Regions from separate parts of the Homo sapiens genome. Here regions 1, 2, 4 and 5 are each linked to region 3. Evidence: chromatin loops called from intact Hi-C (ENCODE). Cell type or tissue: PC-9. All regions are shown on one strand. Region 1 overlaps LANCL2 (LanC like glutathione S-transferase 2). Region 2 overlaps EGFR (epidermal growth factor receptor). Region 3 overlaps SEC61G-DT (SEC61G divergent transcript). Region 4 has its middle 81 kb from the start of SEC61G-DT. Region 5 has its middle 16 kb from the start of ELDR.

Region 1 (5,000 bases), 640 kb before region 3:
ATACTGGCAATACATAATTGGAAAATGTAAATAAATAACATATCTAGGAATAAATTTAACAGAAGATGTGTTAAGACCTGTAGAGCAAAAACTATAAAGCACTATTGACAGAAATTAAAGAAAATATAAATGGAGAGATATACCACATTTGCGAGCAGAAGGACTCAACATTATTAAGATGTCAGTTCTGGCCAGGCACAGTGGCTCATGCCTGTAATCCTAGCACTTTGGGAGGCCAAGGCGGGCAGATCACTTGAGCTCAGGAGTTTGAGACCAGCCTGGCGAACATGGTGAAACCCCCGTCTCTACTAAAAATACAAAAACTAGCCGGGTATGGTGGTGGGCACCTGTAATCCCAGCTACTCAGGAGGCTGAGGCAGGAGAATTGCTTGAACCTGGGAGGCGGAGGTTGCAGTGAGCCAAGATCACACCTACTCCAGCCTGGGCGACCAAGCAAGACTCCATCTCAAAAAAAAAGATGTCAGTTAGTTCTACCCAAGTGGATCTAGAGATTCAATGATTCAATGCACTCTGACTCATAACTCCAATAGGCTCCATTTTTAGAAGCTGACAAATGGACTCTAAAACTTATATGAAAATACAAAGGACTTGGAATATTCAAAGTGATTCTGAAAAAGAACAAAGTGAGGTCTTAAGTTACCTGATCTCAAAACTTACAATAAATGCAGAATAAGAAAAACAACGTGGTAATATCATGTAGGTAAACAGGCCAAAGTAACTGAATAGAGTCCAGAAACAGACCCAGGCTTATTAGGTCATTTGATTTTTGATAGAGGAACCAAAATCAATCAAATGGGAAAAATAAATGTCTTTTCCACAAAAGGTATGGGAACAATCAGATATCCCTATGGTTAAAAAAAAACACCTCAGGCTGGGCACGGTGGCTCACGCCTGTAATCCCAGCACTTTGGGAGGCCGAGGCGGGCAGATCATGAGGTTAGGAGATAGAGACCATCCCGGCTAACACGGTGAAACCCCATCTCTACTAAAAATACAAAAAATTAGCCAGGCGTGGTGACGGGCGCCTGTAGTCCCAGCTACTCGGGAGGCTGAAGCAGGACAATGGTGTGAACCTGGGAGGCGGAGCTTGTAGTGAGCAGAGATCGTGCCACTGCACTCCAGCCTGGGCGACAGAGTGAGACTCTGTCTCCAAAAAAAAAAAAAAAAAAAAAAAAAAACCACCTCGTTTGTTACCTCATGTAATATACAAAACTTAATTTGAGATAAATCACAGGCCTAAAGGTAAAATCTAAAACAATAAAGATTAAAGGAGAGTATTATCTATATAACCTGAGGGTAGATAAGGTTTCTTAGACAAAACACAGACAGTAATTATCATAAAAAGAAAACATTGAAAAATAGATTTTATCAAAATTTAAAACTCTATTAGTCAAAAGATACCATAAAGAATATGATTAGGCAAACTACAGACAGGGAGAAATTATTTGTACGATATATATCTGACAGAGGGACTTTAACCAGAACATATAAAGAATTCTTTCAAAAATAGCAAAAAGACAAAAATAAAATAAAATAAAACAATGTAGGTAAAACACACGAAGAGACAGGCTGGGCACAGTGGCTCACACCTATAATTCCAGCACTTTGGGAGACCAAGACAGGAAGATTGCTTGAGTCCACGAGTTCGAAACCAGCCTGGGCAAAAAACAAGACCCCTACAAAAATAAAAAGATTTAGCCAGGTGTGGTGGCACGTGCCTGTAGTCCCCAGCTACTTGGAAGGTTGAAGTGGGAGGATCACCTGAGCCCTGAAGGTCGAGGCTACAGTGAGCCAAGATCCACCACTGCACTCCAGCCTGGGTGACAGTGCAAGACCCTGTCTCAAAAAATAATAATAATAAGAAGAAGATATGAAGAGACAGTCAACAAAGGAAGATACACAATTGGCCCATGAGCACATGCAACATTAATCAACCCTGGTCAATCAGGAAGATACAAATAAAACCACAATGAAATACCCACCAAAATAATTAAAATTAAAAAGACTTTCAACATCAAGTGTTGGCAGATGCAGAACAACCAGAACTTGTGGAAAAAGTGGCAATTTCTAAAACTAAACATACACCTACCCTCCGATCCAGTAATTCTACTCCTAGATATTAACCCAAAAGAAATGAAGACATGTGTCTCTAGACAGACCTGTGCAAGAATGTTCATAGCAGCTTGTTCCTAATAGCCAAAACCTGGAAACCGATGAAAAACAATGATAAACTGGCCGGACACAGTGGCTCATGCCCGTAATCCCAGCAGTTTTGGAGGCCAAGGCAGGCAGATCACCTAAGGTCAGGAGTTCAAGACTAGCCTGGGCAACATGGTGAAACCCCGTCTCTACTAAAAATACAAAAAATTAGCCAGGCATGGTGACGTGTGCCTGTAATCCCAGCTACTTGGGAGGCTAACACACAAGAACCACCTGAACCCAGGAGGCAAAGGTTGTAGTGAGCCAAAACTGCGCCACTGCACACTCCAGCCTGGGAGACAGAGCGACACTGTGTCTCAAAAAAAAGAAAGAAAAACAATGATAAACTATGGTACATTTATTTAAGTGATGCTTAAAATTAAGAAGGTATCAGAATCTTGAGTAAGGAGGAAAAAAAGTATAGCTTAAAAAAACTTTTCAAGTAATTCTGATACCCCTAGAAAAACATTCCATGTTTCAAATAATCAACTTGCAAACAAGCTTCGGGAACAGAATTTGTATGAAAGCATTTTCTGACATATATACAATAGTTGGCCACCAGGGGGCACTCCCAATGCAGTTCTCTCTGGGGCTTCCCAGGGCAGGCGTGTGGGCACAAGCAGTGATGCTGTGGCTGCTGCCAGATTCAGTTCAGCATCTAAGGACTGCACTCGTGTCACCCTGGTGGGGGTATTATATGCTTTTTTTGGACATTGCATTTACCTTTCCAAATACAATCTCATTTAACAAATGTATTTGTTTACAGTGGCTAAACCCACACAAATTCCTAATGCCCTAGAACTCAAAACGTGAATAGAAGGAAGAATTTGCCACCATTACCCATGATTTTTTGTCAGATGTAATTTGTTAGAAAATCATTCACAATTAATAAAATTCCTAATACAATGTAGAATATTGTTAAAACCTTGCCTTTTTCTTTTCTTTTCTTTTTTTTTTTTTTTTTTGAGGTAGGGTCTTGCTGTGTCACCCAGGCTGGAGTGCAGTGGCATGATCATAGCTCACTGCAACCTCCGCCTCCCAGGCTCAAACCATCCTTCCACCTCAGCCTCCTAGGTACCTGGGACTACAGGTGCGTGCCACCACACCCAGATAATTTTTGTATTTTTTTTTAGTAGAGACATGGTTTTGCCATGTTGCCCAGGCTGATCTCCAACTCCTGGGCTCAAGCAACCCTCCTGCCTTGGCCTCCCAAAGTGCTGGGATTACAGGTGTGAGCCACAGTGTCTGGCCAAACCTTTACATTTTAAGGCCATCTAAAATACCACATAACTTTAAATTAACAAGTAATACACGTTCCTACACAGAAGAGTATATACCCTACTAAATACTAACACATGATGAGCATCTACAGGGAGGGAAAATAAATTTTGTGAGTCTGGACTGAACTTACAGTTTTCTTTGTAAAGGATAATTAATAATATTTTTTCAAGTACTTGAACACTTTACACCTTCATAAGCATGCCTGAACAACTTAGGACTTCATATGCCAGGAGAAGAAAATGTTAGAGCTTGTTATTACATAAAACTTGAACATTTCCTACCTAATTTTAAGAGACAGCTTTAATAAATGGAGGCCCTCTCAACTTAACTGTAACTTGAGAGAAAACAGTGTAGAGCTGTACTTCCCTAGTTTTGCCTCCCCCACTGAACCCCCTGCCTTGGTCAAACACAAACCTCGCCCTCTGCTCAGAGACGCAAACAGATGTGCAGACTCCACGGCGCAGGGTCTGTTTCTCCGCTGGCAGAGAGCTTTAGTCTACACTTATTTTCTGTAGTTTATACTATGAAGAAGATGTATTTTTACCCCCAATTCTAAGACCATATTACATATGCTTTTTCCTTTTTAAATTTTTCATTGATATATAATAATTGTACATATTTATGGGTGCATGTGATATACATGCATACAATGTGTAATGATGTATTCAGGATGTCCATTACCTTGAACATTTATCATTTATTTATGCTGGGAACATTTCAAATCTTCTCTTCTAGCTATTTTGAAATACAAAATATATATGCTTTTTCAAATTACCACTGATGCCTTCCTACCCCCAGAAGATTCTGATATTCCTCCTCGTTCCTCATGTTCAAGAATCTTAATGTAGAGGACAGAATTAAGTTTTAAAGACTAAGTATGGGATCTTGACATCTTTGGCTCTATGCTTTCTGGAGGAGAGAAATTTGTTTTGGAACCAGCAGGGCAAAGCAAGGTGTCTGAATGGTATTCTATGCAGAAGCCCTGCCAGGAGGAGCTGGCCGCAGCCACCTGCAGCCCGTCAGTGGCAGAGCCGTGCTGGCTTGCTCCCAAGTGGCCAGCAGTGGTGAAAACAGATGGTGGCCACTGTCTGCAGAACTCATGAAAATGGAACTGCCCAGGAGGAAGGGTCCCCACAGGACAGCCTGGTTCCTGGCACCTGCTTGCTCTCCACAGGGCTCAGTTGAAACACAGTGGAAAAGCACACCTGGCAGCAGAGATCAGCCACCGGGAACACCCAGCTGTGTTGGCTGAGCCTCTTTAAAGTGAAGGGAAAAGGAGTTTGACAAAAAGGAGCTTCCACATTTTAGCAATTATATATTTGTTTTAAAAGTATCAGAGGGCCCCTGTCTGTACAGTCAATATTGTGCTCACACGTTATTGTTGGACATTTGTATCACAGATGTCCCTCTAGGACACTGAAGTTATAACTGCTCCAAAACTCTAAAAAAGGGAGGCAGTGATTTGAACAGAATTATGTTTTAATGTAAAAGTGAGGGTA
Region 2 (5,000 bases), 410 kb before region 3:
AAAGATAAGAGCTGCGATACGGCCTGTGAGCTCCCAGGGTCCGAGCAGAGGTCGCAGGAAGAAATATCAACAAAGCCTCAGCGGGGCCTCTCAGGAAACTCAGTTCCTGCTTCTTCTCCGAGACCCTCACTTTAATTGAAATTAAAATATTTATTTTTGTTAATTACTACAGGAAAACTGGAATGAATTTTGAAATACAGCACTGAGGTTAAAAGGGGATTTGAAAAGCCAGCCTGGAACTTCCACTTACAAAAAAGAAGGCTCTGCTCCACATGGCTGTCGGGGCTTATTCTGGCAGGGTACCCCAGAGTGAGGGGCGGGGGCTGTGTTTGACCTTGAAGGGCTGGGTGTTCCCAGGGGCTGCCGCACCCCACGAGTCTTGGGAGGAGTTCAGAGTGAGAGGCGGGAACTGGATTGTTTGTGTTCTATTTTGTAAATCTCCTGTGGAAGAGCTCATGGAGCAGTGACTTAGGAAGGAAGTGGAGGAGGGGAGGACGAGAAGGCCGCGTGGTTCTGGTGGAGTGGAGGGCTTTCCTATCAACACTATTCTGTTGTTGCTGTTGTTCAGAAGTATTTATTTAAAGCAAGATCAGAAAGAGGCTTAAGGTTCATCATCTTCAAAATAACCCACCTCTACCAGAACCATGCTGAGACCAAGACCACCATCACCCTTCCCCTGGGGGCTGGGGCTCACCTCTCACCTCCACTTTGGGCTGGTCCTGAGGCAGGCAAGGCCAGACACTCTTGGCCACAGCTAGGGAGAAGGTGAGGGGCCCCGCAGGGCTTTCTCAGGCCTCATCTTCCAGGATCCCCCTGTACAAATGATGGTGTTCTCCCCTCAACCTTTTAGCCCTTGGGGTGCTGGTGGGGAGGGCAGCCCCACCCCAGAGACCCACCTGCAACTGGTAGAGGTAAGGGATGGGGTTCAGGGGGGCTCTGAAACTACGGATCTGATGAAGTTTTTAAGCAGAGTGGTCACCAGGAGAAGCCTCCGCTCCTGTCTCTGGACTCCAGATCTCAGAGCATCTGTGGCCTTGAGCTCCCTAAAAAATGGAAGAGTCTGTTCCTCAGGCCAGCTTGCCACCTTCCCAGGCAGGCATAGAGTAAGTGCTAGACCTCGGAAGAGGCAGGAAAGTGTCAGAATGTCCTATTCCTAGACAGAAGTGGTGCAGCACGGGCACCCTGCTGCTCAGGGAGGGAGGGCTGCTGGGACCCCTGTCCTGAGAGTCATGCTCTGAGCTGGGGCATCCATGCAGGCTGAGAGGCTGCACCATGGAACCAGGCCACCTGGATCAAATCCTGAGATCTTGGCAAGTGACGTAAACACCGCATGCCTTTGTTTCCCCATATGTAGAATGGATTAATCAGAGGGTGGAATGAGTTTATGTAGAGATAGCACCCATGGAGAGTCCCGGGTAGGTGCTCATGATTGTCACCATTTCCTCCAAATGCCAAATCTATTCTCTCTTCTCCATTCCTTTTGCAGCGACCTTGAATTTGGCCACCATCTTGCCTTTGTGATGAGGCTCCATGTGCTTGGCCCTGAGGGGTCCACCCCTCCTCCCCAGTGTCCCTTATCTGGTGGTTTCCTCCCTGTCCTCAGCATCTCCCAGTCAGAGTCACTTCCCCACCCTCAAGTGCCTTCACGCCCTGTCCGCAGCCAACTCTCACCCACAGAGGCCTCCTGGACAGGGAAAGGACCTGTCACGCTGTTTGGTCTGCAGGACTCACGGCTCTGGAGGGTGAGGGGCCATCTGGCTTGTTCACTGCTATCTTCCCAGAGCCAGGGGGCTTGGCTGACAGACCCATTCCATTCAAACTTGGAGCTCACCCTCCCTGTGCCTTGCATGGTGGCCTCACTATAGCTGCGCCTCCTGCTCTGACCTGCTTCCCTTCCTGCTCTGTATTTGTTGGCAAACTTGGGGAGATAAGAAATTTTGTCTTACTTCTATATGTATTTCATGTGATGCTTAACACTAGCAGGTAAATGCTTAAGAAATAACTAGTCAAAATGTCTAAAGATGATGAATGTGCTTCAACAGCACTGTGAGCTTTGTCTTTTTAGTGATATACTAAAGTGATCATTAGGTTAAGTTTAGCTGCGACCCTTTGTGGAATACGCAAGAACAAATAAAAAAAATAACTCACATAACTGAAATCTCTGGTCCTTGGACCTAGGAATCCACAAAGCTGTGTGATGTGAACGTGCTGGGTAAGTCATCCTCTCTGGCCCAGTGCAGACGGGATCAGGAGGTGCAGGGCTGAGTCACCACCCTGGGGCCACAGTTAGTCAGCAGGGGTAGGCTCTGCCGAGTCCTCATCTGAGGATGGGAAAGCCATGAGGGGAGGGAGCAAACCTGGATGACGAAGGCCGGAGCCCTCTGGGACCTGCCTTGCAGTTGCATTGGAAGCAATGTAGAGCAAGCCAGGGTCTCTTCTCCATGACAGCCTATCTCCACCAACACACTGTGGCCCTTCCTCAGTGCTCCACCCAGTGTCACTTTCACTCTCTCACAGTCCTGCTTGTGTGCTATGACACGCACACAGCACGATCTGTCAGCGTGGTTTTCGTGACCTGGCACCTAGGAATAGGCCTGAGTGGCCTGGAATGTGCTGGCACCACCAGCTTGGAGTCTCCTTCCCTGTCTCCCGGTGTGGACGGGATAGCCCGGCCCACTCAGCTCATCTTCCTCTCCCTCCCATTAGCAGCTCACAGGCACTGGGGCTTCTTGTCAGTAGCAGAGCCGTGAAAGCACCTAGGGCTTTTTAAAATGGACTTGGACCAAATTAAGTAGCCCACGTACTTGTAAAAAGGAGCCTTTGACGTTTTCTTTGATGTTCATCTGCATTAAATTTTACCTCATAGATGGAACTAAGTGTAGTTTGGTGCTTATACAGTTGTGGTCAGAGAGTGCCATGTGTAAGCCAGTTTCATTCTGAGAACCCTGCCCCACCGCTACCGTGCGTTGTTCACCAGGCCTGGCCTCAGGACTGTAAACTGATATTGTTTGCTGTACTACAGAACCACATCAGTGTCTGCCTGAACACTCAATTCTGTGAGACTGTAATCTGCATTAGGTGATGAGAAAGCTCTGTTGTCCAAATAGTTTGGAAGAATGTGAGATGAGTTGCAGTCTGAATGGCAGGACTCTGCAGTCCTGGGCATGGGAGGCTCCACGGGGAGAGGGTGGCACAGGAGCAGGGCTTTCCAAACGGCACGGATGACGGGATCTTTGGATGACTGTGCCGTGTGATTTATTCTGGGATTTACTAGCTGGCTTGTAAATCCCAGGAAGAGTAGACAGGCTTTCTTAAGTCTAACTTAATCCCAGTGCATGAAAGCCACTGTGAGCTCCTGTGTGGGGAATTTAGGAGGCACCTGCTCTTTCTGGCTAGTAAGCAAGTGGTGTCTCCGCAAGCTCCTGAGATGGTTTTGCATATGGAGAACAAAATCCATTTTCCTTGTAGATGGCAAGGGATGTCTCTCTCATGGTCTACTGGTCTCATATGGATTCCTCCCAAGACACCTCTGTTTTTTTTCCTTTTTCCTTTTGTCTAGTTGATATAATTTTATGTAATCTCTTTGGCAGTTTAGTCAGGACAATGAAACTTGCATAACAGTGGCCAGCTCTCCCATCAACATTTAGAAGAAAACTTACCTAGATAGTTTGTGCCTTTGTGAGTCAACACAGGACATTTATAAGCCAATAAATCCCATTTTGAGGATGCCAGGAGTTTAGTTTCTGGTCAGCCACTAAGTGTTTCTGGGTAGTTTTACTTCAAACGTTTAAAAAGAAAATTTTTTAATACTCAGATACATTGTAAGTAACCCAAGAGCAAATTTCTATTGTCACAATTTGGGGAATCACTGTTTTCATTTCCCTCCAGGGACAGCTGTTCCATCATTGCAACTATTCAAATACAGAGGAATGAGGTTTCTCTTGTGAACTAAAAAGCAAATCTAACAGAGACAAAGCGTTAACTGCCCGTAATGTAAAAGGACTTCAAATCAAAATAAAGCTAATCAAAGTACAACAAACACAAGAATGGCTTTAAATAACAGATTGAAATTGTAGGTAATATTATGCAGAAAACTGTCATGGAAAACTTTCAGGCCCTGGAAACTTAAACTCAGGCTTTCAGTAACTTCTGCTTAAATGGGACACGCACTAAGTTTATTCTCTGTAATGGACACTATTATATTCGTTTGTAGAAGGCTAATTTTTGGGGTCAAATAAACCTCCACTTATCTAGGTCAGGCCAACTGGAATGTGAGCATGAGAAGGAGCGCTGGAGAGCAGGTCATGAGCAGCAGAGATCAGGAACAATGGCGGGCATGTGATGGTCATGCTGCGCCAGGGAATGAGGGTTGGCACAGATGTAGATTAGGAAGATGTTTCTGGGTATATTTTAGTGGCTGCTCCAACCTAGGTCAGCCAAAGGGGATCAAAGGAGGAAAAGAACACTCAGTGGGGATCAGCCATGTGCTGGGCCTGTGGTGGGCGATGCGAAGGGGCTCACTGCCCTCCCTACCTCCCAGAAAGACAAGGGGCAGAACACACTCCACAGTCGGGAGACGAGGCGCAGACAGGCCAGCAACGTGCCCCCGTTCACACGGCGAATGCGCCAGAATCCAGATCTGAATCCACAGTCCACTGGAGTCCTGAGCTCATCCTATATTGAGCGAAACCTGCCAAGACTACGTGCCCCTTAAGGAAAACGGTCACATACACATTTCACACGGATGGCCCGACCACCTCTCCACCATGTAAGGAGTCACCTTTGTGGAGCTGGGGGTTACTGGGAGATGATTAAGAACAGCTGTGGACTGTTGGCCCCCTCTGATGAACGGAGGAAGGGCAGCTCCCACATGCAGGGCCGGGTTTGGGGAATAGCCAGGGCTCACCTCCCGGTTGGGACAGGTAGGCACAAACTCAAGTAAGCCATAAACCAACCAGATATTCTGGGGCAATATGTGCTAAGAAGAAACTAAAACCAGG
Region 3 (5,000 bases):
GCCATGAATGAAGGCAGAGAACCTAGCCAGGAAGCTGTCACCATGGCCCAGCAAGAGCAAAGGGCAGAGGAGCAAACACCATTGACTGCAGTGAGAGGTAGAGGAGAGGACGGGTCCCAGATGCAGAGAGAGTGAGTGCTTTTAGTCCCTGTGTGCATGATCACAGAAAATCATGTAAAAGTTGCCACTGACAAAAAAAAAAAGAAAGAAAGAAAGAAAGAAAAAGAAAAAAATATATAGGAGGCAATAGGAAATGAAGATGGGCAAAGACTAGAGAATCTCATGTAAAACGGGAAGTCCACAAGGCCAAGCTTTGACAAAGCAAGTGGTTCTGAAACATTCTTGGAACATTGGTAACTCTCCAGCTTGCTGGCTGCGGCCCCCCAGGGGCTCTAGCAAGCTGGTGCTCACTGCAAAAGCATGGCCGAATAGTCTTCAAACCTGGATTTCAAAAAGGGAGACAGACAAGATAACCAAAGCTTGTGAGAAGCAAACTCACTGCGTTTACGGGTAAGATCAGGAACTGAGGCCTAGCTGACTTGGAGGGTTGCCACTAGAACTGATCTCAGAAACGGAGTTTATCGGGGGACCTGCCCTGATAATCACGTGGGTTCTTTTCTATTTTTCCTAAGCGTCGGCCGGCTTGAGAAATAAAGGGACAGAGTACAAAAGAGAGAAATTTTAAAGCTGGGCGTCCTGGGGAGACATCACACGTTGGTAGGATCCATGATGCCCCACAAGCCACAAAAACCAGCAAGTTTTTATTAGGGATTTTCAAAAGGGGAGGGAGTGTGTGAATAGGTATGGGTGACAGACATCACGGACTTAACAGGGTAATAGAATATCACAGGGCAAGTGGAGGCAGGGCGAGATCACAGGACCACAGCACCCAGGCGAAATTAAAATTGCTAATGAAGTTTCAGGCACCATTGTCATTGATAACATCTTATCAGGAGACAGGGTTTTGTGATCAACTGGTCTGATCAAAATTTATTAGGTGGGAATTTCCTCTTCCTAATAAGCCTGGGAGCACTATGGGAGACTGGAGTATATTTCATCTCTGCAGCCTCGACCATAAGAGACAGGTGCACCTGGCGGGGGGGCTGTTTATAAGCCTATACCTCCAGGCGCACATTCTCTTTCTCAGGGACGTTCCATGCTGAGAAAAAGAATTCAGAGATATTTCTCCCATTTGCTTTTGGAAGAAGAGAAATATGGTTCTGTTCTGCCCAGCTCACCGGCGGTCAAGAGTTTAAGGTTATCTCTCTTATTCCCTGAACAATTGCTGTTATCCTGCTCTTTTTTCAAGGTGCTCAGATTTCATATTGCTCAAACACACATGCTGTACAATTTGTGCAGTTAACGCAATTATCACATGGTCCTGAAGCGAAATACATCCTCCTTGGCTGACAGGATTAAGAGATTAAAGTAAAGACAGGCATAGGCAAGCACAAGGGTATTGACTGGGGAAGTGATAAGTGTCCATGAAATCTTCACAATCCACGTTCTTCTGCCATGGCTTCAGCCGGTCCCTCCGTTTGGGGTCCCTGACTTCCTGCAACAGGAGTTAGTCACAAGATTCCAGGGAAACCACAAACAAGAGGTGGGAAGCAAATTAATGACAGAGTGAAGCCCTCTGTGTCAGGCGCTTTGCACACATTATCCCTGGTAGTCCTCAAAAGCAGCCCTAGGAGAGAGGTCTGGTTTCATCTTTTCTCTGGAAAACAAACTAAAGCTCAGGGAGCTTTGGTAACAAGCTCAAGACATTAGCAGTAGTGGTTGGGAGCAGAACCAGGCTGTAAGCCCAGGGTTTCCCTCTTCCAGCTTCCGCTTATCTCCCCACAGTGCGTGGAACCTGGGTGGGGCAGCAGGGCCATCAGGGCTGCAGGGTTGGGCCTTAGCGAGGGAAGCTTGTCAGGTCCATGCATGGCCCAGCTAGGAAGTTAGCCTTTACTCATGGTCTGAGGTTCCCTGTCTCCCGGCTCTTCTGTTTGTCAGTCCCCGATCCCTGCCCCACACCGCCCCCCAGCCAGTGACTGCGGTTGTCCTAAACTTTGTCCTCTGGTTCTTCAAGGCAGTGGGATGTTCTCCATGTGAGCTTTCACCATCCACGTGGCACAGACCAGGGGCTGCCCCAAGAGTACAAGTCGTGGAAATGGGAGGTTCACCGGCACCTCCTCCTCCTGTAGGACCCCGCCCTCGGCCGGCCCCTGCCTGCCCTCTCTCCAGTCTGCACTTAGCTGCTCTGTACATGGAGGCTAGAGTCCACAGTTATCTGTAGAGTTCTAGAGTTCGTCTGATGGACACAACTTTGTAATTACCAAGAAATAATTTTTTTTTTTTTTTTTTTTTAAAGACAGTCTTGCTCTGTCGCCCAGGCTGGAGTGCAGTGGCATGATCTCGGCTCACTGCAGCCTCCACCTCCCGGGTTCCAGCGATTCTCTTACCTCAGCTTCCTGGGTAGCTGGGATTACAGGCACATGCCACCACACCCAGCTAATTTTTGTATTTTTAGTAGAGAAGGGGTTTCACCACGTTGGCAAGGCTGGTCTTGAACTCCTCACCTCAAGTGATCTGCTCGCCTGGGCCTCCCAAAGTGCTGGGATTACAGGCGTGAGCCACTGTGCCTGGCCCAAGAAATACTGTCTTACACAAAACATTCTGAATCAAACGGATGGTTTCCAGAATGGATTCATTTTCTTTTCCCCTCTGCTAATAACCTGGTCCTAGGCTCCCTTAGAAGACGCAGTTGCTGCAGGGTTTCCCGCCTCCGAGCAGGTGAGGGCATTCACGCTTCTGCACTGCCCTCCAGTGGCTGACTGCCTGAAATGCGAATCAGATTCTCTGGGAAGCAAAGCGCTCTTCCCAGAGGTAAGGCGACTTCTCAGGGGCTTCCATTATGGAGTAACAAACCGCAGTAGACATGAGTCTCCCTAATAACGAAATAGATTACTGGATTGCAAACTATTTACATTTTTCACTTTTATTTGCAACAACAACAGAAAAACAAAAGCTCTTGAGATGTTTAAAGGATCCGTGACGTAGTTATTGAGTGTAGACAGTAATTAAGTATATTAGAGAAGACTCCCATAAGCACCTGGAGAAGAAAGTACTGAGGACAATCGTGTCAATGACGTGAAGAACTGCCAGGTGAAATGAGACTTTATTGAGAAAGACGCCATACACTTTTGCTTTCTCTGAGTAACACCGCCATCTTGTGTCTTTTCTCCATACTTCCGATAAAACTAGGCAAATCTTTTGCTACTTTGAGCACTTCTAAATGTTTTCTAATAGAAAACATTTTTGGAGCTTTGGGATTCCAAAGCATTTAGGAGCTTTGGAATGTTCTTTCAAAGCTCAAACAGGAGAAAATACACATAAACTCTTCTTAAAAAACTGCATGGAGGTGTAGTTTATATTCAATAAACTGCACCTTTATATCAGTTCAAGGGGTTTTGGCGAATGTATACACCCAGTCAACCTCAACACAACATGTAGATTTCCATCACCTCCCAAAGTACCCTTGTACCTATTTACAGGCAAGCTCACCCCAGCTCTTGTCCAGGCAACCACTGATCTGCTTTATGTCCGTTCTGACTTTTAAGAATTTCATCTAAAAGGAATTATATAGCATGTACTCTTTTGTGTCTGTGTAAATACTTGCTTTTTCCATTTAACATAACACTTTTGAGATCTATTCATTTTGTTAAATCTAACAGTATCTTATTCATTTTTCCTTCTCAGTACTATTCTCTTGTATGAATATACCCCAATTTATTGACCCAGTCTCCTGTTGATGGGCACCTGGCTTGCTTCCAGTTTTTGACTATTAAGATTGCTATGAGCAAATGTGTGTAACAAATGTGTACAAATGTTCTCATTTCTCTTGGTAAATACCTAGAAGCAAATTACTGGTAGAGTAAGTAGATATTTAACTATAAAAAAACAGCCAAAGTATTTCCTAGAATAGTTATACCATTTTCTTTTTTCTTTTTTTCTTTTTTTTTTTTTTGAGACGGAGTCTTGCTCTGTTGCCCAGGCTGGAGTGCAGTGGCACGATCTCACCTCACTGCAACCTCCACCTCCCAGGTTCAAGCAATTCTCCTGCCTCAGCCTTCCGAGTAGCTGGGATTGCAGGTGACTGCCACCACACCTGGCTAATTTTTGTATTTTTGGTAGAGACAGGGTTTCATCATGTTAGCCAGGCTCATCTTGAACTCCTGACCTCAAGTGATCCACCTGCCTCGGCCTCCGAAAGTGCTGGGATTACAGGTGTGAGCCACCGCGCCTGGCCAGTTACACCATTTTCTATTCCCACGGCAATCAGTGAGAGCTCTGGCTGAGCCATGTCCTTGTCAATATCTGGTATGATCATCCTTTTGAACATTGATTCTAATGGGTGTGTGGAGGTGACTCATGATGAGTTTAATTTGCATTTTCCTGCTAACTAATAATGCTGAGCATCTTTGCATGTGGCTATTGGCTATTTGTATATATTCTTTGGTTAAAGTCTGTTTAATTCATTTGCTTCTCTCACTTTATAAAATTGGGTTATTTATCTTCTAATTATTGAATCATAAGATTTCTTTATATATGATGCTCTATAAAAGTATCTTGTCACATATATATATCGTTATTTTTTTCCTAGTTTGTGACCTGCCTTTTTATATTATTAATAGTATCCTTTGGGGAGCAAACATTTTAAATTTTGATAGTCTAATTTATCATTTTTTAAAGTTACAGATTTGTGGGCCGGGCGCAGTGGCTCACGCCTATAATCCCAGCACTTTGGGAGGCTGAAGCGGGCGGATCATGAGGTCAGGAGATTGAGACCATCCTGGCTAGCACGGTGAAACCCTGTCTCTACTAAAAAAAATACAAAAAGTTAGCCGTGCGTGGTAGCGGGCGCCTGTAGTCCCAGCTCCCTGGGAGGCTGAGGCAGGAGAATGGGGTGAACCCGAGAGGTGGAGCTTGCAGTGAGCCGAGATCGCGCCACTGCA
Region 4 (5,000 bases), 66 kb before region 3:
TATAGACATTATGTTGACATATTTATATGTAACATGCCATTGTGTACATGGCAATATTATTGAAATTATCCTTGAAAAATAAAAAAGTAAAACAACTAAACAACAACAGCAAAAGGGATGTTAGGAACGATAAACATGCTTACATGGGACCAAAGACAATTGCAGTGCAGTAAAGCCTTGATCAGGAAAGAAAGCACATTTCTCCTGAGCAGCTCCATGAATGTACAAAACAGTGGTGGTATCTTCTTTCAATTACTGCTGGTGCCATGAGCCAAAAGATTCCGAGTTTGTTTGAGCAAAGCCACAAAGGAACTGCTGTCAGGAATCAATTTCAGGCTGTGGAGAAAGCCCTCCAAAAGCCAAAGAATTTGGTCTCATGCAGGGTATGGGATTTTGAAGGCATATTTTGTAGTGTGGGAATGAGTTTATCCTGACGTGAAGGAAATGGGGAGTAAATGGGAAAGTATTTTTCCTATGAGCTGGCTAAAACTTCAGTAACCTGATGCTTTTATAAATCAATCAGATGCAGCATCCTGTTTCTTCACATGACTGTTTTTCTTAGATGATTAGGCCCCCTTACCAAATGGATTTGAGTTTTAAAACGCAGTAAATGCTAAGTCAATTCGGTTGCAACAACCAGGCTTTTGTGTCTGCCTGAGCTGTTTAGTTACCCTTGGTCCTTGTTCACTTGTTGAGGCCAAACTCTTTTCATTGTGAAAGACCAACAGTTTGGAGAAGAGAAGCTCAAATAGTACTTTCTTTCACCTAGAAGGTTATCGTTTGAAAAAGTCTTATTTCCAAGAGTAATATCTCCCTCTGGGTGCAGGAAAGCCTACAGTTTTCTGGACTCTCTGGCTTCCTTCAAGTTTGGCAGACAACCTGGTTTACTTTGCGTCTCCAGTACACATAGGAAATGGAGGAAAGAGAATAAAGTGCTTCTGCCAACACTGCTGCAAACCAAGGCCACTGACCTGCTGGCCTTGGCTCTGTGTCCTCCAGGGGGCGTGACATATGCACTTCAGTGTGAATGATGTGCAATATTGTACTGTAAAATCCCCAAAATTTATAGCATGTCTCTCTGACAGTTATACAAAAGTGACCTAGTGTGAAAACTGACATTCAGAGTCATCAAAACGTATGATACTAATGATACTAGTGGCTTTATTTTTTCCTCTTTAGAAGTTCTCAGATATTACACATACCCAGAGGAGGATTTGTGGTATTAATGTTTCCTGAAACGTGTTAGACCACAGAGCCCTTCTTCTGTGGAACATTATGAGACTAATGTCCACAAACTATTCTTTGGGAAACACTATTACCAGAATGCATGCACTTAAACGCAAATAAATAGCAATGCAAAGATGTTTGTCTACATTACCCTTTCAGCAAGTTAGAGAAAATTTTCAAGTGCATTGGTCAAAGCAAAACATATGACAAAGCATTGAGTTAACAATGTAAAACACTCAGTTAAAATATTTCTATTTCCCTTGGGATCCTCTAGAGAAATTAACAATCCATATGTCTACCAATTTTACTTTCAACTCTTTCTCTAACATCATAAACTGTTTGTGTCTTTTTGTCCTGAGTTAAGATGAAAAATAGAAAATTACTGAATGAGAAAGATTGAGTAGCTTCTCAGGGTGTCTCCACCACACTAAAACCATTAAAATGTAAAGTAAAATATCTGAAGTATCTGAAGGGACATCTTCAATGATAACATAAAGGCACAAAGTAAAAATGTCAGTGTAAAAATGAAAATCAGGAATTCAGTGAATATTTATGTAGAGACATGTTCCTCATCTCGTTATCTTGCATCTATACAGATGTTCTTTAATTTCCATTTAATTCTCGTAAGCTCTTGGAGTATGAATTTGTAATCCTGAAGTATTGAATGATTCTTATTTTGTTCTTTCTACTGTTATTCAGTTTTTTTCAATAGACATGCATTTTGTATAATTATGTGTAGATTGTATTTCTAAGCACCATTATATAAAATGTAGATTACAACAATTTTCTGTATCTCAATTGGGTACCATATATTTGCAGTTCTCTTGTTCCTAAAGAAGTTGGCAGACCAGAAGGTAAACAGCAGCTCTCTGGGTGGTGGGGACATGGCGGAATTTTGAAAATATTGTAACTCCTTTTAAATTTCAGATTTTATACATGTGTTTGTTACTTTTTCAACAGAAAAAAAAACATTTTTAGCTTTCAAATGTATCACAATCATTTTATGAATGGACTATAACGTCCAGATCGGTAGGGTGTGAATCTTAACTTCTCCTCTTCCTCTCTGTGTGGTCCTGGGCAGGTCACTTAACCCTCTGTATCTCAGTTTTCACATCTGTAACATGGGGGGAAATAACAGAATCTACTTCCATAGGCTGTTGTGTGGAATAAATGAATCAACACTTTGAAAGGACCTGGAGCAAAGTCAGTAGTCTGAAAATGTTATCCTTGATGATAATTATTTTTTAACTGCTGAAGTCTTTTATTGATGAATTTGGAAGTATACCATTATTAGAAGGACTTTCCCAAAGTAAACACTTTAATCCTGGAGGGGGGTAGTTCCTCAAAAATGTTGTACTGCAGCTTGGAATCTAATTCTGCTTAAATGTGGCTCTTTTGTCCTTGTTTTTCCTCTGACTGTGAGGTGCTGGGGGTGTGTCATGACTGCTGTGCCTACTGTGTTGCACCTCGCATTGTGTATGCAATAAACGTTTGTTAAATACATGGACCCAGGCATCAGAGAAGCCTAGGCGTCTTAATCAATGTTTCAGGGAACAAGGGCCTTGGTCTCTGCCCCAGCAGTTCTGAAACATTTGCACACTGCAGCCACTTTCCGTGAACTGGTGGGACTGCAGCAGTGGCTTCCTCAGTGTGCTGCAGCATCAGCATCACCTGGGAACCTGTTTAAAAATGCACATTATCAGGATGCACCCCAGGCTGACTGAATCAAACACTCTGGGGCTGGGGCCTGGCAATGTGTGTTCAAAACAAGCTCTGCAGATGAGTTTGACCCACATTAAGCCCCAAAGAGTCTGACACAGCAGGTCACTTCAAAGGCCCTGACCAAGCCCTGCTGCCAGGATGGCCACTGTGCCCACCAGAGGGAGGCAAAGGGCAGGGAGCAGAGGCAGGCGGCCACGAGGGAACACCCTGCAGCCCTGGCCAAGGCTGTCCCAAGCCAAGTGCAGATGCAGCCTGCAGATGGGAGGGTATCCCCAGGGTGGAGACCCGATTACTCATGGAAGCTGTCGGGTCAAGCTGGGGACACAGGGCGTGGGTGGACCCAGGGAAGCAGAGCCCTGAATGAAGATTGAAATATTGAAGGGGAACCAAATTAGATGTAGATCTAAGCCCGTAAAGCAAAGCACAGCCTATAAGACACAGTAAAATAATGACTGCAGTGTGTGGGACCCGAGTCAGATTTGCCTGTTTTCTCCTGGGGATCACCCCACCTCCCAGGGATCAACTGTGTTCATAAGCCCAGTTGCAGGACTTGTGTTTCTAATTCTTAACTTGACAGGTAACATCTGAGCTAGGTTTTGAAGTCATGTTCTTTCTCCTGTTCCCTCTTACTGAGTCCTTGGGTGTCCAGCAGTGAGAAGGTTGCGAAGAATACAGTGTTGGACTATCATCTGAAATTCTGCTTTCTACACCTTACCAAGTGCCTCCTCTGCAATCCGGGCAATGGTGCTTTAGTACCATCATGCTTATCAAATGAGGCATGGATGTGAAAGTCCCTTGTAAACTGAACTTTGTCCAAATGGAACCTATATTTCAACCAGGGCTCTCTGTGACTCAACTTTGCCTCCCCATGTCCCCAAGATTGGTCCACCAATTCTTCTGATAGATGCATTTATTTTGTGAAAGGTGATGCGGTTATTAGAACAGAAAATAACAGACTCAATTCCACCTTAGCTTCGTCAGTTACTAGCTCCATGACTCTAGGCAGATACTTACCCTCGTTAGCCTCTAAAATAAAGCAGAGATCATAAAATCTAACAGCGGGATTAAGTGGGAGGATAGGCCTGGCACACAACCACACTTGCTGCCTTTTTTTTCAATGACAAGACAACCGAGGTCAAGAAAGAGCTCAAAGAAGAAGCCAGTGATGAAGTTAAAATTTGTGCCGTTTCCCTGTTCGGAGTCCTACAGTGACGTCCCATCTCACCCAGAGTAAGAGCCAACATCATTAAAATGTCCCTTAAGGCTATTCCCTTAGACAGTTTGGGCTCTGCTATCCCTGGCCCCATCTCCTACTCCCTCCACCGCCCACCTCCCAAACCCCTCAAGGCACTGCAGCTGCACTGGCCTCAACTTTACCCAGCTATCACCCTTGGGGGAGGCCTTCCTTGCTACTTTACCTAAAGTTCTCACCCTCCCCAGTATATATACCCCTCCTTTTTGTTCTGTTTTTCTCTTGCATATCTTTTTATCTAATGCACAAGTTATTTTACTTATTGGTCTTGTTTATTTTCTCCTCCCTTACTACAAGTTCCATTAGGTTGGGGAATTTTTATCTGTTTTCCTTCCTTTATCCCCAGGGCCCAGAATGTTGCTTGGCATGTAGTAGGCACTTATAAATTATTTGCTAGATGACTCAAGATGAGAGCTCTGTCAATTATACTATAAAAATAACTAAGATTTATATAGCTGTCTGGATTGACAAGTGCTTTACATGCATTATACTGTTCTATCCAAGAGTGGATGTGCAATGATTTTGAACAAGAGTGGGCTAATTCAATGTATATAATTTTCCAAAACAATTCCTGTAAATCCTTGGCATTGTATTGGTTTTTGACTGGAGGAACATGCTTGAATGTTCAGGGATCATTTACAAAGGCTTCTGGTGTCTTAACTTTTGCTGCAGAGCGGAACGGGGGTGCTCTGGAATGTCAGTGTGGATCAAGGACACTGCAGTGGGAATTGGAGTTCACGTGGCGTGGGCTCCGTCAGCTTAATTCTGAATCCCTAGCTCAGGAACAGCATCAATGCAA
Region 5 (5,000 bases), 500 kb before region 3:
AGGTTCCTGGCTGCAGCCCAGTCTCTGACATCCCTGGGCATTTGGAATTGGAAGGCCCTCTTCACTCTGCCCACTTGATGTCCCCAAACCATGGCCCAGTTGTCAAAGTGGGTCCTGAACCAGGACCTTGCCTGTTGATTTTCTTCAAGGTTGGTGCCAGCAGTCCTGACTTCTTCAGTGAGGGAAGATGGGCTCCTGGCCGTAAAATCCACCTTACAGGTCTGCAGGTGTCACATAGCAGGGACCTGACCTTCCATGCCGATCCTGTCTGACGCTGGGGTGTCTGACAGGCAGTCAGCGGCAGGCACAGCAGGCCCTCTTCTTTTAGCATATAGAGTTCAGGCTACTGATGTGTTCTCTCAGGTCCAGAAAATCCGAGTACCAGGAGGGAATCACCCTGGGAGATATTTACCCAGAGATCCTTGCCGTCCTCACTGCAGTCTGTTCAGGCTTCCATGACAAAACCTGATAGACTGGGCAGCTTAAACATCTGACATTTATTTTCTCACAGTCCTGGAGGCTGGAGTAGTCCAAGATCAAGGTTCCAGCAGGGTTTGGTTCTGGTGAGGGCTTTCTTCCTGGCAGACAGACTGCACCTTCTTGCTGTGTTCTCACATGGTAGAGAGGGAGAGAGAGAGCTCTGACATCTCCTCCTTTTTTATAAGGACACCAGCCCTATTGGGTCATGGCTTACCTTCATGACCTCAGTTAACCTTAATCACCTGGTGATAGGCCCGGTCTCCAATACAATCACGTGAAGAGTTAGGGCTTCAGCAGGTGGAGTTTTGGGAGACACAGCTCAGCCCATAGCAGTCCTATAGCTCCATCTTGGCCCAAGAAACCCCTTATAGAGTCCCAAACAGGCTCTGTCCAGCAATATTTGGTTGTACTTCTGGATGACTGGATTTCTGAGGGTGGCACCTCAAAGCAGGCATGTCCTGCTGTCTGGAGTGAGGAGCTTGGGATAAAGGGCTGATGTTCCTGATTCTGAGGCTCCAGTCCTTCTGGAGGGAAACGGCATTTCTGGAGTTTCTGCTTCTCTGGCTATCTTGGCACCCTGAGGCTGCCCAAGGCACCTGATGTGCCTCATGTGAGGTGGCAGCTCCCCCTCCCTGCCCCAGTGGCCCAGCCCATCTGGCATAGCGCCAGGCCTCGTGAGGATGCTCTGTCTGCTGCCCCCAGGTTCATTGTTTCACATGAACTCTGGGGAAGGGTGTGGGAGCCGGGGGGCTGTGCTCAATATATGTCCTAATTTTAGAAGTAAGATTGGCAGATTTCCCTCTGTTCTAGCTAGGACTAATGATAGAAGTCCAAATACAATCAGGTCAGGAAGAAAAGGGTCCTTCCTGACTCTCAGAACTAGTTTAGTGAGTTTCTTCAGCAGCAGTGGGGTCAGGCTGTCAGTGCCTGCCAGAAGTCAGCCTCCCGCCCTCTCAGCTCTGCTCTGCACTGGCTGGACCTTCCCTGCTGTGGAAAAGATGAACTCCAGCACTCCAGGTGCACACAATTCCTGCAGTTGGCAATTGGGTAAGGAAGGAGAATTTTGTCCTCGAATGTCCTCTCCCCTATTCATGGACGTTCTGGTTGCTTTTGCTTGGATCCTATTCTGTGGGGTCTGGAGGCATGGGGCACCCTGATTGGCCTGTTTTGTTTATGCAGGAGGCTGTGGCCCTGGGTTGTCAGCCTGGCAGCACTGTGTCTGGTGCTGGGGTCTGCACGAGGAAGCTGCACGTGGACACAAGTGCAAGTTTGCCTGCTCCTCAGCCTCTCCACGGCGTGCATCTGAGGTCCAGGCTTGGCCGCAGTGCCCACACTTAGAAGAGAACATCAGGAACCTTCTGCTGTCAGGAGAACTGGACTATGTGCCTCCCATTTCCAGGTCCCAGCATGCTCTGGCTGCCTCTGTTCAGCTGTGGCCTTCCTCTCGTGCAGCATGCTCTTCCCAGCGCCATCACTGCCTTTGCAGGCTGATCAGCATGGTCACGAACATGGGGCTACACAGGGGGAGCTGGTGTCCCATGCCCGGCCTCTCCTTGCGTGAGGTGCTTGTTGGCCATAATCGTGTGGCTCTTTGGCCCACCCCAAGGTGGCCTTCTGTCAACATGCTTTTGACTTTCTGGCAAGTCGTCCTTGTCTTGCCTGTGTTTTTTTTTTTTTTTCCCATGTGACTTTTTCTCCAGCATGTCCTCACCCCCTTCAGGCTCCACCCAAGCCTGCAAGGAGAGGCCAGGAGAGGTGGGGATGGCAGCTGCTACAGCTTAGTTTCCTTAAAGTTGTGTCCTTGGCTTCGTGGAGCTTGAGGGGAGGTTTGTAGGCTTTAAATATTTTTGCTCTTTGGATGGAAACCCAGGGCCTCCCGGTGGCCTTCTCCTCCACTGGAGGGTGCTGTAGTGTAGGAGGAGTAGTTGTGAAATTGATTTAAAAGCTGTTTGTTCCAAGTTCAATAAGAGAACCATGGGAGATGTCACCACGTTAGACTATGGGGTGGTGGTCTTTGGGGATGGTGGTGGGAGAGGGAGTTCCCATTGGCCATCATCCCAAGATGCCATTAATGCCGGGACAAGAAACAGGGCTCAGGGAAGTGACCCCGAGACAGGAGTGAGGACAAAGCCCTCATCTCCCAGGGGTGGGGTGTTTGTTCCAGGCTCTGAAGTTTGGGAGGCCTATGTCATATTTTGTAGGGTGTGGGGGTGCCTCAAGGAGGCAGTTAAGGCCCAAGGTGGGAAACTGGTCCCTGGGGGATGGACGAGGGTCTCAGCCCCCATGTAGCTGCACAGAACTCTGAGGCAGGGCCTCGTGGTCAGGTGTGGGGTCCAGAGTCTGTCAGACCCAAGGACAGGCTGGTGGTGTTGTGTGTGCTCAGCCTGGGGGGTCTATGGTCTTGGGGGTCCTGAGGGCCAGGAGGGTCTAGTGCTGGCATGGAGGTGTGGAGTGTGTTGGGCAGCCTGAGACAAGACCCCGGAGGAACTCTCAGGAGAGCCTGGGCACATTTTGAAGCATATCCATTGCTGGAAAGGAATATCCCTGTGGGGGTCTGTGGGACCAGTCTGTGGTTTTCCCCAGTTTAATCCTTCAGTTCTGGCATTCAACAATAGATTTTTCTGGCTCCCAGATTATAGCTCTGTTTTCTAAACTCTAGCTCAGTCTTTTCCAAACTTGGTTGGTGGTAGGCTTTGGAAGAACAATTTCACCAAACTTCTCCAAGATCCAAGTGTCAGATGATGAAGAGCAGAGCTCAGGAGCCAGAGTGGTCCTCTAGCTTCCACCAGTCACCCAACATGTAAGTTACCACCACAGGGGCGGCTCTGAGTGAGTGTCTCCTTAGTGGTTTCCTTAGTGGGTGGAAATAAACGAAGACCACCCAAGCAAGGACAAAGGCTGTTTATTCAGAGCTGCTATAGCAAGGGGGTCCGCGGCCATCACTTGTGTCCTGACAGACTCACAGGCAGGTGAGGAGTGGAGAAGCTTCATCATGGAAAAGGGGAGGCTTCAGAGGCCTGTTGGAGGCTGTGGGCCTGGGGAAGCCGGAGGCGGCTGGTGAGAAGTGGGCATCCCATGGGATTGGCTAGGGGACATACTGGGCTTTCTCTGGTTAGTCCTAGATTGGAAGCAGGGACAAAAAGTAGGAAAACTGTCAGTTATTATTCAAGTCCTGGCCCTTTGGGTCTGATTGTTAGAGAATGTATTGTTTAATTTCCCATATTATTTCTAGAGATAGCAATCTGAATTCTTACCAGCCTGGCATGGAGCAGGCTGGCCTCCCAGGCTGGTTCCTGTAGATGATGGCTTGGCTTGCTGAGTTGGTTCCTGTAGATGTCAGGTTGGTTCCTGTAGATGTCAGGTTGGTTCCTGTAGATGTTGGCTTGGCCTGCTGGGCTGGTTCCTGTAGATGATGGCTTGGCCTCCTGGGCTGGTGGCTGCAGGGGGTGGGTGGGAGTTCTACTCTTATAGATGCTCTGGCCATTGTCCATTTGTGTACTCAGTCTCCGAAGTGCTCGGCCATAGTAAGCACTCCCTAAAAAGTAGCTATTGTTGTCTCTCCCACCTGATGATGACCAAATTATTCACCTGGACTGTCTTAGAACTAAGTCCTGCCCATGTCAGTGGCTGCTTGGCACACACGCCCTGGGCCATCTCCAGATCTGGCTGACTCTGGCCTCATGTGGTCTTTCCATGGCAGCTCTAGCTAGGGGGCTTTGGCACATAAGTGCGGTCAGATGACATGGTGGAAATATTTGTTGAATGGATTGCTAGACTCCTTTCCTAGAGGCTCAGGGTCCACAACCAATGTCGTCATATTGTATGTGCTTTGCATTTTAAATTCTCTAACGTCATAGTCTTCCCCAGGCCAGCATACATCCTTTACAGGGAATAAGGCACTTTCAGAATGTCTTATCAGTCCCTCCCTTCGCATTTCTTGATTTCTCTTTCTGTCCTTCTCTCCCTCATTTCCTTTGGTATGTTCCCTTGATCTCCAACTTTTCTTTAGTTTCTCATTATTCTGACTATTCCCTAATTTTCACAGCTTCCAAAATATTTCCAGAATGGGAGATTGTATTACTTTTTCCTATTGCTGCTATAAGGCTTAAAACAACACAAACTTATTACCTTAGAGTTCTGGAGGTCAGAAGTCTCATGGAGCTAAAATCCAGGTGCCAGCAGGGCTGGTTTCTTCTGGAGGCTCCAGAGGAGGATCCATTTCCTTGCCTTTTCCACTTTCTGGAGGTCACATGTATCCCTTGGCTCATGGCCCATTCCTCCCTCTGAAAGCAAGCAGTGTAGTATCTCCAGGTCGGTTGGCATCTCTCTCCTGTCCTCTCCGACCCCTGCTCTGTTATCACCCCTCCTTCTCTGACTCTGGCCCTCCTGCCTCTCCTGGAGGGACTCCTGGAGGGACTCTGTGATTACACTGTGCTACCTGAATAATTCAGGATAATCTGCTCATCTCAAGACCCTTCCTTGCATCTGCAGAGTCCTTTTGTCATGGAAGGTGACAAATT

Evidence for each region. A loop is a pair of places that touch in the nucleus more often than their neighbours do. Peaks named below come from ENCODE experiments on the same cell type or tissue, not always from the same donor. Only the 100,000 strongest peaks of a DNase experiment are listed, where the experiment ranks them.
Region 1: it touches region 3 in a loop (21-fold over the local background); 40 of 110 quality-filtered maps call a loop at or near these places.
Region 2: it touches region 3 in a loop (2.8-fold over the local background); 5 of 110 quality-filtered maps call a loop at or near these places.
Region 4: a loop joins it to region 3, with 11 times the contacts of the local background. A loop is called at or near these places in 49 of 110 quality-filtered maps.
Region 5: it touches region 3 in a loop (8-fold over the local background); 9 of 110 quality-filtered maps call a loop at or near these places.

Annotation. Positions count from the first base shown.
Region 1 is chr7:55,413,169-55,418,168 of GRCh38, reverse strand. The region is part of intron 6 of LANCL2 (LanC like glutathione S-transferase 2); the gene reads right to left. Among named protein-coding and RNA genes, the nearest start is that of LANCL2, 50 kb to the right of the region's middle. In PC-9, CTCF peaks have their summits at 2,571 and 2,778 (motif pointing right); a DNase peak (open chromatin) is centred at 2,788.
Region 2 is chr7:55,183,698-55,188,697 of GRCh38, reverse strand. The region is part of intron 20 of EGFR (epidermal growth factor receptor); the gene reads right to left. All of the region lies in intron 1 of EGFR-AS1 (EGFR antisense RNA 1), which reads left to right. Among named protein-coding and RNA genes, the nearest start is that of EGFR-AS1, 2.8 kb to the left of the region's middle. RefSeq lists an enhancer at 2,324-3,097. In PC-9, no CTCF peak of the experiment used is centred here; DNase peaks (open chromatin) are centred at 2,277 and 3,036; H3K27ac peaks cover 2,629 bases.
Region 3 is chr7:54,772,139-54,777,138 of GRCh38, reverse strand. All of the region lies in intron 1 of SEC61G-DT (SEC61G divergent transcript), which reads right to left. Among named protein-coding and RNA genes, the nearest start is that of SEC61G-DT, 15 kb to the right of the region's middle. RefSeq lists a silencer at 2,728-2,887. In PC-9, a CTCF peak has its summit at 2,849 (motif pointing left); DNase peaks (open chromatin) are centred at 2,808 and 3,168; H3K4me3 peaks cover 949 bases; H3K27ac peaks cover 879 bases.
Region 4 is chr7:54,837,909-54,842,908 of GRCh38, reverse strand. No RefSeq gene overlaps it. Among named protein-coding and RNA genes, the nearest start is that of SEC61G-DT, 81 kb to the right of the region's middle. In PC-9, CTCF peaks have their summits at 783, 984 (motif pointing right), 2,896 and 3,098 (motif pointing right); DNase peaks (open chromatin) are centred at 448, 3,198 and 4,538; H3K4me3 peaks cover 398 bases; H3K27ac peaks cover 1,519 bases.
Region 5 is chr7:55,268,639-55,273,638 of GRCh38, reverse strand. No RefSeq gene overlaps it. Among named protein-coding and RNA genes, the nearest start is that of ELDR, 16 kb to the right of the region's middle. In PC-9, CTCF peaks have their summits at 735, 2,175 and 2,376 (motif pointing right); no DNase peak of the experiment used is centred here; H3K27me3 peaks cover 2,542 bases.